3 separate regions of the Mus musculus genome follow, and all the other regions are linked to region 3. Evidence: chromatin loops called from intact Hi-C (ENCODE). Cell type or tissue: heart. All regions are shown on one strand.

The links. A loop is a pair of places that touch in the nucleus more often than their neighbours do. Peaks named below come from ENCODE experiments on the same cell type or tissue, not always from the same donor. Only the 100,000 strongest peaks of a DNase experiment are listed, where the experiment ranks them.
Region 1: it touches region 3 in a loop (3-fold over the local background); 3 of 42 quality-filtered maps call a loop at or near these places.
Region 2: a loop joins it to region 3, with 2.5 times the contacts of the local background. A loop is called at or near these places in 12 of 42 quality-filtered maps.

What each region holds. Positions count from the first base shown.
Region 1 is chr16:33,878,178-33,880,677 of GRCm38, reverse strand. The region is part of intron 4 of Itgb5 (integrin beta 5); the gene reads right to left. Among named protein-coding and RNA genes, the nearest start is that of Itgb5, 50 kb to the right of the region's middle. In heart, a CTCF peak has its summit at 1,360; DNase peaks (open chromatin) are centred at 949 and 2,397; H3K27ac peaks cover 608 bases.
Region 2 is chr16:33,890,648-33,893,147 of GRCm38, reverse strand. The region is part of intron 5 of Itgb5 (integrin beta 5); the gene reads right to left. Among named protein-coding and RNA genes, the nearest start is that of Itgb5, 62 kb to the right of the region's middle. In heart, a CTCF peak has its summit at 959 (motif pointing left); DNase peaks (open chromatin) are centred at 327, 1,197, 1,307 and 1,880; H3K4me3 peaks cover 487 bases; H3K27ac peaks cover 2,113 bases.
Region 3 is chr16:33,940,246-33,942,745 of GRCm38, reverse strand. Itgb5 (integrin beta 5) reads right to left here. Exons shown (of 15, transcript NM_001145884.1): 11 at 2,034-2,256. Among named protein-coding and RNA genes, the nearest start is that of Umps, 26 kb to the left of the region's middle. In heart, no CTCF peak of the experiment used is centred here; DNase peaks (open chromatin) are centred at 115, 1,205 and 2,415; H3K4me3 peaks cover 642 bases; H3K27ac peaks cover 2,427 bases.

The DNA of each region.
Region 1 (2,500 bases), 62 kb after region 3:
AGAACTGAAAGACCAGAGGCGCTTGCCTCATCCCTCACTCCTTCCCCGTGTAACGCTTCCTGTGCTGTTCAATAAATACAGAGCAAAACCAGACACACAGATGCAGGGACAGATTCACAAGAGAGTCTTCAGGCAGGCATAAACTCAGACTCATGTGACAGACAGACAGACAGACAGACAGGGGACAGATGACACAGAGAACAAAAAGTATAGAATTCAAATCTCGGCTTGTTCTTGGCTAAATGACATCAGAAAGTACTTTATCTCTTTCTTTAGTGGAACACCAATAAATGACTGGTGACTCAAAGTTTATTATTCACACATACACACATACATACACAAGTACACGTGCGCGCACACACACACACACACACACGAGCATATATATATGTATATATGTATGTGTGTATATATGTATGTATGTATATGTGTATGTATACACACACATATATATACACATACATACATACATACATACATACATACATATTACCCTGTAGATGCAGAACAGGGCATCAGACCCCATGGAACTAGAGTTGCAGGCAGTTGTGAACTGCCCAGTGTGGGTGCTGGGAATCAGGCTCAGAGGTTAAGAGCACTGGCTGCTCTTCCGGAAGACCTGAGTTCAATTCCAAGCAACCACATGGTGGCTCACAACCATCTGTAATGGGATCTGGTGCCCTGTTCTGGTGTGTAGGCATGCATGTTGACAGAACACTACTACATTGTAAATAAATAAATCTTTTAAAAAGTCACTCTAGACCTTGGTGGTGAGAACTCACAACATTTATGGTGAAAGAATCCTCAGCTGAGAAATGAACAGGAAAACATGGAAGGTTCCTGACAACAGCAAAGATTAAAACTGCTCTGTGGGAAGCCAGGACACCAGGGCCATATGGTCCTTGATGGAAACCAGCCTCCAATGAAGATGAGCTAATGAAAACATTTCACACCACGTGAGAGGCTGAGAGCCGGGAGGAATGTCAGCAAACCTCACACTCAAGAACAGAATGCTCTGAGACTCCCTAAGACGAGGATTTTGGAAACAGTCAAAAAGAGGAAGGAACGACAGCCAAAAGCCAGAAGGGAAATTACTAGAAAATTAAAAACAAAAAAACAAAAACTAAAAGTTTTCAACAACAACAACAACAAAAATAGTATCTAAAACACAAGGGTTTGAGAAAAGAACCAAGTAACAATTGTAGATAGGAAAGTCACAGAGGTCCAAACTGTTTCAGTATACAGATTAAACGAAAGAACAAAATTGTAACCTGGAAGCAGTGTAGCTGGGGCAGAGGGTGGGGGGCTGCATGAGGGAAAATAAGAAACATGAAATTTAGATATGAGAATCTCCAATTGCCACCCACTAGTGGATGAACAGGGAGACAGCAGGAGAGATTAAACAATCACACAGATATTGCTAGAACCTCCCAGACTCAGATGCCGCAGCCAATCAAGCCCTAAGCAATGTGAACCAGGGTACCCGCCCAGACGCAGTCAATAGCATGAGACAGAGCACTCAGAGGAGAGGAGAATTAGATAAACAGAGCATGTCACTTCAGCCGCAGAGGTGTCATAGGCAGTAGAAATGACACCTTCGAGGGGGCAAAGGAACACTGTGGCTTCCTGGGAAAACATACTCAAAGGGTAAAAATGTATAAATAGCAATGGAGATGATTTTACATGAATTATCTCCATGACAGCTCAATCAAAGAAAAAGTCCCACAACGGGCAATAGAAAATATGTCAGTGAGTACTGGGGCTTCCTAGAGATGCTCTGTGATCAATCTGATCTGTCTTCAATCTGATGCTTACATTACTTTTTTTCCCCAGAGCAAGCCTGGTACTTCTTCAGACTTAATGTTTCTGGTGTATTCTATCCTGAGTGGAGAAAAGCCTAGAAATTCTGGCTATTTGTGGGTAATCGGGGTTTTTTTGTTTTGTTTTGTTTTGATTTCTTTTTTAAGATGTCAGTAACTAACTCATGGGTCTTTTAAAACAGGAAAGCAAACACTGTGTGTGTTGTCCCAGGCGGGACAGCTAGATTACATGCCCTGGCTTGTGCTGTCCCTCCCAACTTGCAAAGGGGACTCTCTAGGGAGACTTGGGACCCCAGGATGGGAAGCCTGCTCCCCAAAGCTGAAGTGTCCATCCTGTACTTCCTGGATTACAAAAGAGAGATTTCCATGGCTTAGATTTGAAGTTTCCTTCCTCACACTCTTTCTTCGCTGATTTCCTGTCTTAGGAACAGCTTTTCAGAGAGCTCTGTGCTCTCTGTCAAGAACAGCACTGTCTGCCACTGTTTCTGCCTGAGGGCTTCAAGTAGGAAGTCTGAATAGCTATGAGCAATACCCTTGACTATTTGGATGCTAAACACCCAAACTGGGCCTTGATCCTCTGCCAGCCCCCAGCCCAGCATCTGGGTGAGTGCAGACACACCCTGTCTGACTAGAGTCGGAGCCCAATCAGGGCAGGGACAGAAAGAAACAGATGGGATTAC
Region 2 (2,500 bases), 50 kb after region 3:
TTATGTAAATATACTCTTCACGTCAAATTTTTCAAGTGGGGGCTAAGCATGCTGGAACGTAATCCTAGCACTCAGAAGGCTGAAGCAAGAGGTCTGAAGTCAGCCCGAGCTACACGTATGCGACTGTTTCAAAAACCAAGGTAAAAAGAAAAAGTGTGTCAAACCATATGCTTTCAATGTGTGGCTTATGTATATAACTAGACTTCAGGGATGGATCATTTTAAACAAGGCTTGTTTTGCTCAGAGTGCAGTGTTCAAAAACAATGCATTCCAAGGGCATGCCGGTGGCCGGGAGTGGACTAGGAATGTCACCCATCAACGCTTTTCCTTGGCAGCAGTTGCCTGCTTGAGGTCAGGTGCTGGTAGAGCTGGAACCAGCCCCACATCTGCTTTATCTTGCCTGTGTGACCCTGAGAGAGGTTTTTTTTGTTTTGTTTTGTTTTTGTTTTTGTTTTTGTCAACATCAGCTTCCTCGTCTATAAAGGACAGATAACGGCTACTGATAAAACAGCTGTTGAAAGGCTTAACTGACATGACACACAGGGCAGCAGCCATGTACCTGCAGCGTGGTAAAGAGGCAGTAATTGGTACTCATCAACACCACCACTATCGCTGTGGAGCCAAAACCTCCCACCTGCGTCTCTAACTCATAACCCCCCCACCTTCTCTTCAGAGCAGAGCACTGCGCACACATTTCTCCTTTTCGCTATTTGCATCTTCTAATTTTTACGTTGAGTGCTCTTTCTTAAAAAGATTTCCTAAAGGGTCCATGTTTTTTGGCTAAACCTTTCTCTGTAGTCCCCAGTTGAGTAAAATCAAACGGTAAACAAAACATGTAAACAAAACTGAGGTCATTAAATAGACCAAGGTCAGCCCTCCCTCGGGATGAAAATGTCAAGGGTGGGCGGAGCGGAAGCACGCTGGACTCCAGCAAGAATCCTGGCACGGGGCCAGGACTGCGGTTCACTTGGCTTCTCCATCTGCTGGTTAGATCTGTATCCAATTCACTGCCGGCCCACTTCCAACTTCCACCCTCTCAACTCCACATTCAATTTGGGTGACCTTGCGTCTTTGGTCACCGAACGGCCCCCTCCTCACCTGGTTCCTAAGATGAACCACAGCTCCAGAAGAATGTCCGTTAGCCAGTGCTCTCTTCTCTCTCCTAAACCTCAAGCCTCCAGCCTCTGATGTCACTGTCCCCAAGGAGGGTGGGCTCCTCCCTCCTTGAGAAAACACAGCCCCGTAAATCCCACCCTCTCTGGGAAATGTCCCATCAGTCATTCCTTCCCACATGCCTAAAAATATACTCATAGCCCAGTGATCATAACCCTTTCGTGATCCAGCTTCTCCAGTGGCCTCTGTTGCCTCATCTCTCTTAAATGTCGCCTGCTCACCACTCAGTTCCCCATAATCTGACCTCTCTCAGCACCCATAAAAAGGGGAAGGGATTGAGAGTGGGAGACCAGTCCTTCCCAGCCTGAGAAAATAAATAAAAGCTGGCTTACTCCCCAGGGCCAGACAGATGTGCTTGCTAATTTATCTCCAGCAGCTGGCCCCAGAAAGCCTAGGCCTGGGAGAAATGACTGGCTTCTCTATTTTGAGGACATGGGCTAGAGACACAGACACAGGTCTCTAGCCTGGGGTACAATCTGGTGGATGGAAGGAGTCACTTAGAGGCTACAATGTCTGACAAGGAAAGTGGTCCCTCAAAGCAGACAGAGAATATCCGTTCCACCCTCCTGTTCTTGGCTCTCCTGAGGAACTCCCCGGCTCAACAGTAAAGGCTGCACCTGCAAACCAACCAGAGGCATGCACAGAGGGAGCCGAAGAGACACCAGTTCAAAGCAAGCTGTGCTTAGCAAATAAACTGAGTGTGTGCGGGAGAGGTCACGGTCATGGTCAACTGGAGCTTACGGATGAGAACCGTAGGGGACAGGCTCAAGGCAGCTACTGCAAGGCTAAATCACCACCAGGCAGTGACTGGGTGGAAAAGCAGACTGGAAGGCTGGAGTACAATGTAGCTCAGCGGCAGATCACCCACCTACATACAAACACGGGGCCCTAGATCCAATCCAAAGTACCAAAGAGGTGGGGGTAGGAAGAAAGGGGAGGGAGGAGAGTGAAGGGGAGATAGGGAGAAAACAGTTTCTTTCCTTTTCTGGTTTGATTTTTTTTTTTTGGAGACAGAGTCTAGTCTCACTGTATAGACCCTAGCTATCCTGGAACTCTTTCTGTAGACCTCAAACTCAGAGATTTGCCAGCCTCTGCCTCCCAAGAACTGAAATTAAAGGCATGGGCCACTACACCTAAGAAAGATGGCTTCTATGAGCTGAGGGAAGAGTTCAGTGGCAGAATAGAGCCTAACACGCACCTAACAGGCCCTGGGTTCAATGTCAGCAACAGAAGAGACACAACAGTGGGGCCAGCAAATGCCTGTTATCCCAGCGCTTGAGAAGCTAAGGCAGGAGGGCTACGCAACCAACCTGGGCTATGTAACAAG
Region 3 (2,500 bases):
CTCATAACTATCTCCCATCTTGTATGGTCCCTTCTCCCCCCGCCCCTCCCCTCAGGGTAGGCAGGCTTGGCCAGCGGCCAGGAAGGGGTGGTCCCATCTCTGGTCATTCATGCTTGCTGGACCTTCCGATTGACACAGGATGCCTGCTTCCGGCTGGCTGGAATCCACAGCTTCCCTCAGACACGCTGCTGCATCACAACTCCAGGTCACCTCTAGGACACCCTCCACCAACCCACATGGATACAGCAGCCTAGAGCTGAGCCCCCTGTGCTGGGGGAAAGCTGAGAACGCACTGTAGTTACATAGGCAAGCACGTCTGACCCTTTACACAAAAAGCCGCTCCGCTCGCTCACAGAGATTTTTGTTCAAGGCATGTTAACTAAAATCAGCTGGAGCCGGGTGTGACCTCACCGAAGTGAAGGGTGTGTTTGGTTAGTTCTAGAACTTGAGGGATGAACGACCAAAGAAAGTGGTCAAAACCTCTCAGAAAACAGTAGGAAAATGGCCTAAGATTCCATGGTCAAAAGAACTTAGGAAAAAAGGGGAGGGAGGGAGGAAGGTAGGTAAAGAGAAAGAGAAGGAAGAGGAAAAAGAAACAAGTTTACATTAGACCATGAGAGAGAGGTCAGTGTGGTCCAGGGATAGATGAGAAGGGCCAGTCCCTATCTCTGGGCCTTCCTAACGCTTGCCTTTCCCTGAGGCCTTTTAACTGCCCAAGACAACCCCACAGGAAGGTAGGGGAGGCTTCCTCTCTTACTGACTCCAGTGTGCTCCCCTAGCTCCGCTCACTCGCATGAGCCTCATGTGCCCTGAGCAGCAGAAGGGAGCAACACTGGCTGGAAGCCTTGGGGGCTGGAGACCCTTGGGGGTGGGGAAGACCCTTGGCCACAACCTGCTGACTAGGGCTGTGATTCCAGTCACACAGGCATGGTGCCTGGCCACTCCCTGCCTATCTTGTCTCTCGATCTGAAGGTAGGTTCTGCTGCCCGAGCCCAGGGTTTTCTGTGGCACATGGCCAGGGAGGGTCAGGCCATTCAGAGTGCTCAAAAGCACAGCTGACCAGCCACAACTGCAGGCTCTGCGCGCATCGGCTCACTTCATTATCAGCCTGGCCAGACATTTGCAGGGGGAAATCTGCCAAAAGAAAATCACACACTTGTGCTCCTCCGCCAAGGAGTAACACTGCCTGTATGGCCACTTGTTTCTGCTTGGTGCCTGACTTCCCCCGCTGCCTGCCTGGCTCCTCAGCTCCAATGATGACACAGCTGTTATCCAGCAAGTTCTGACAGCCAACAGCAGGCATGCCTGTGCTCCAGGCATCACTGTGGCTTGACTCTTACAACTGACCTTTGTTGCACTCCAAAGCGGAGGACAGTCATCAGGCTGTGTGACCCGGCCCAGCGCTGAGCCAAAGTGTCTGTAGCCCAGACAACCTCTACATCCGTCCCGCTCTATTATCAGTATAAATAGAGCAGAAAAATCCAAAGCCCCCACGCTCGCTAGAGGCATCCCTATCTAGGTCGGCTCCTTTCCATCCTATTTGCCTTTTGATTACAGTCTGTTTAATGCCGCAGTTCCCACAGGCCTGATCTATGAAGCATTGTTTGGGAGATGCTCTGTGGAGGACCGTAGTCACTCGGAGAAGGATGCACACCACATTCCCCCCCCCCCCTTTTTTTTGAGCAAGCTATAGCATGTTCAAGGCTCTGAAGGTGCTGTTTCATCTGGACCCAGCACCAGGTCTGTCTCATTCCCTGCTGTCACTCCAAAATCTCTAAACTTGCTCAGACTGGATCAGTGATGTCCCTTTTTGGTGGACTATTTTAACTTTGCCGATCCTCTCTTCCTCCCCACAACCACCAAATGACAACATTTCATAGCTAGTGCTTTGGCGAATGTTAGTACAAGTTCTGTTCGGCAGTCAGGCTGTATATAACTGGGAGAGGCTAGGCAGCAAGCACAAGAGGCTGTCTAGGGAGGGCTGCCTGATGAAAGACAGACCTGGGCTTGAGGGTGGAAGAGCAGGCCCTTACCTCTTAGAGCTGCAAGCATCCGGGCAGGTTGGGCACTTCTCACACGTCTCCCCAAAGGCTCCAGGCTCTGTGCACTGGCACTGCCCACAGACACAACGGCCTCGGTCACTGCAGATCTGCCCATCCTTGGCCCTGCATGTGCTGACGTCTGTTGAGCAGTTACAATTGTCCCCAATGTAACCTGCGTGGCATTTGCATTCTCCACAGTGACACTCTCCATGGCCTGAAAGGACACAAACATGCATCAGTCAGGACCTGATGGTCTTTCAATATGATAGACACATCCTCCCCCTACCCCCCCCCCAGTGCCTGCCATGTGCCAGGGAGAGGAATCCTACAGAGACTGAGACATAGCAAGGGCCTGATGAGACCACAGGATAATCCACGTGACCTGGCAGGGTATAGACTGTTGCTATTAAATGGTCCAGTCCCTGGCCAAGCCGTGGCACAAAACCAGAAAAGCTTCC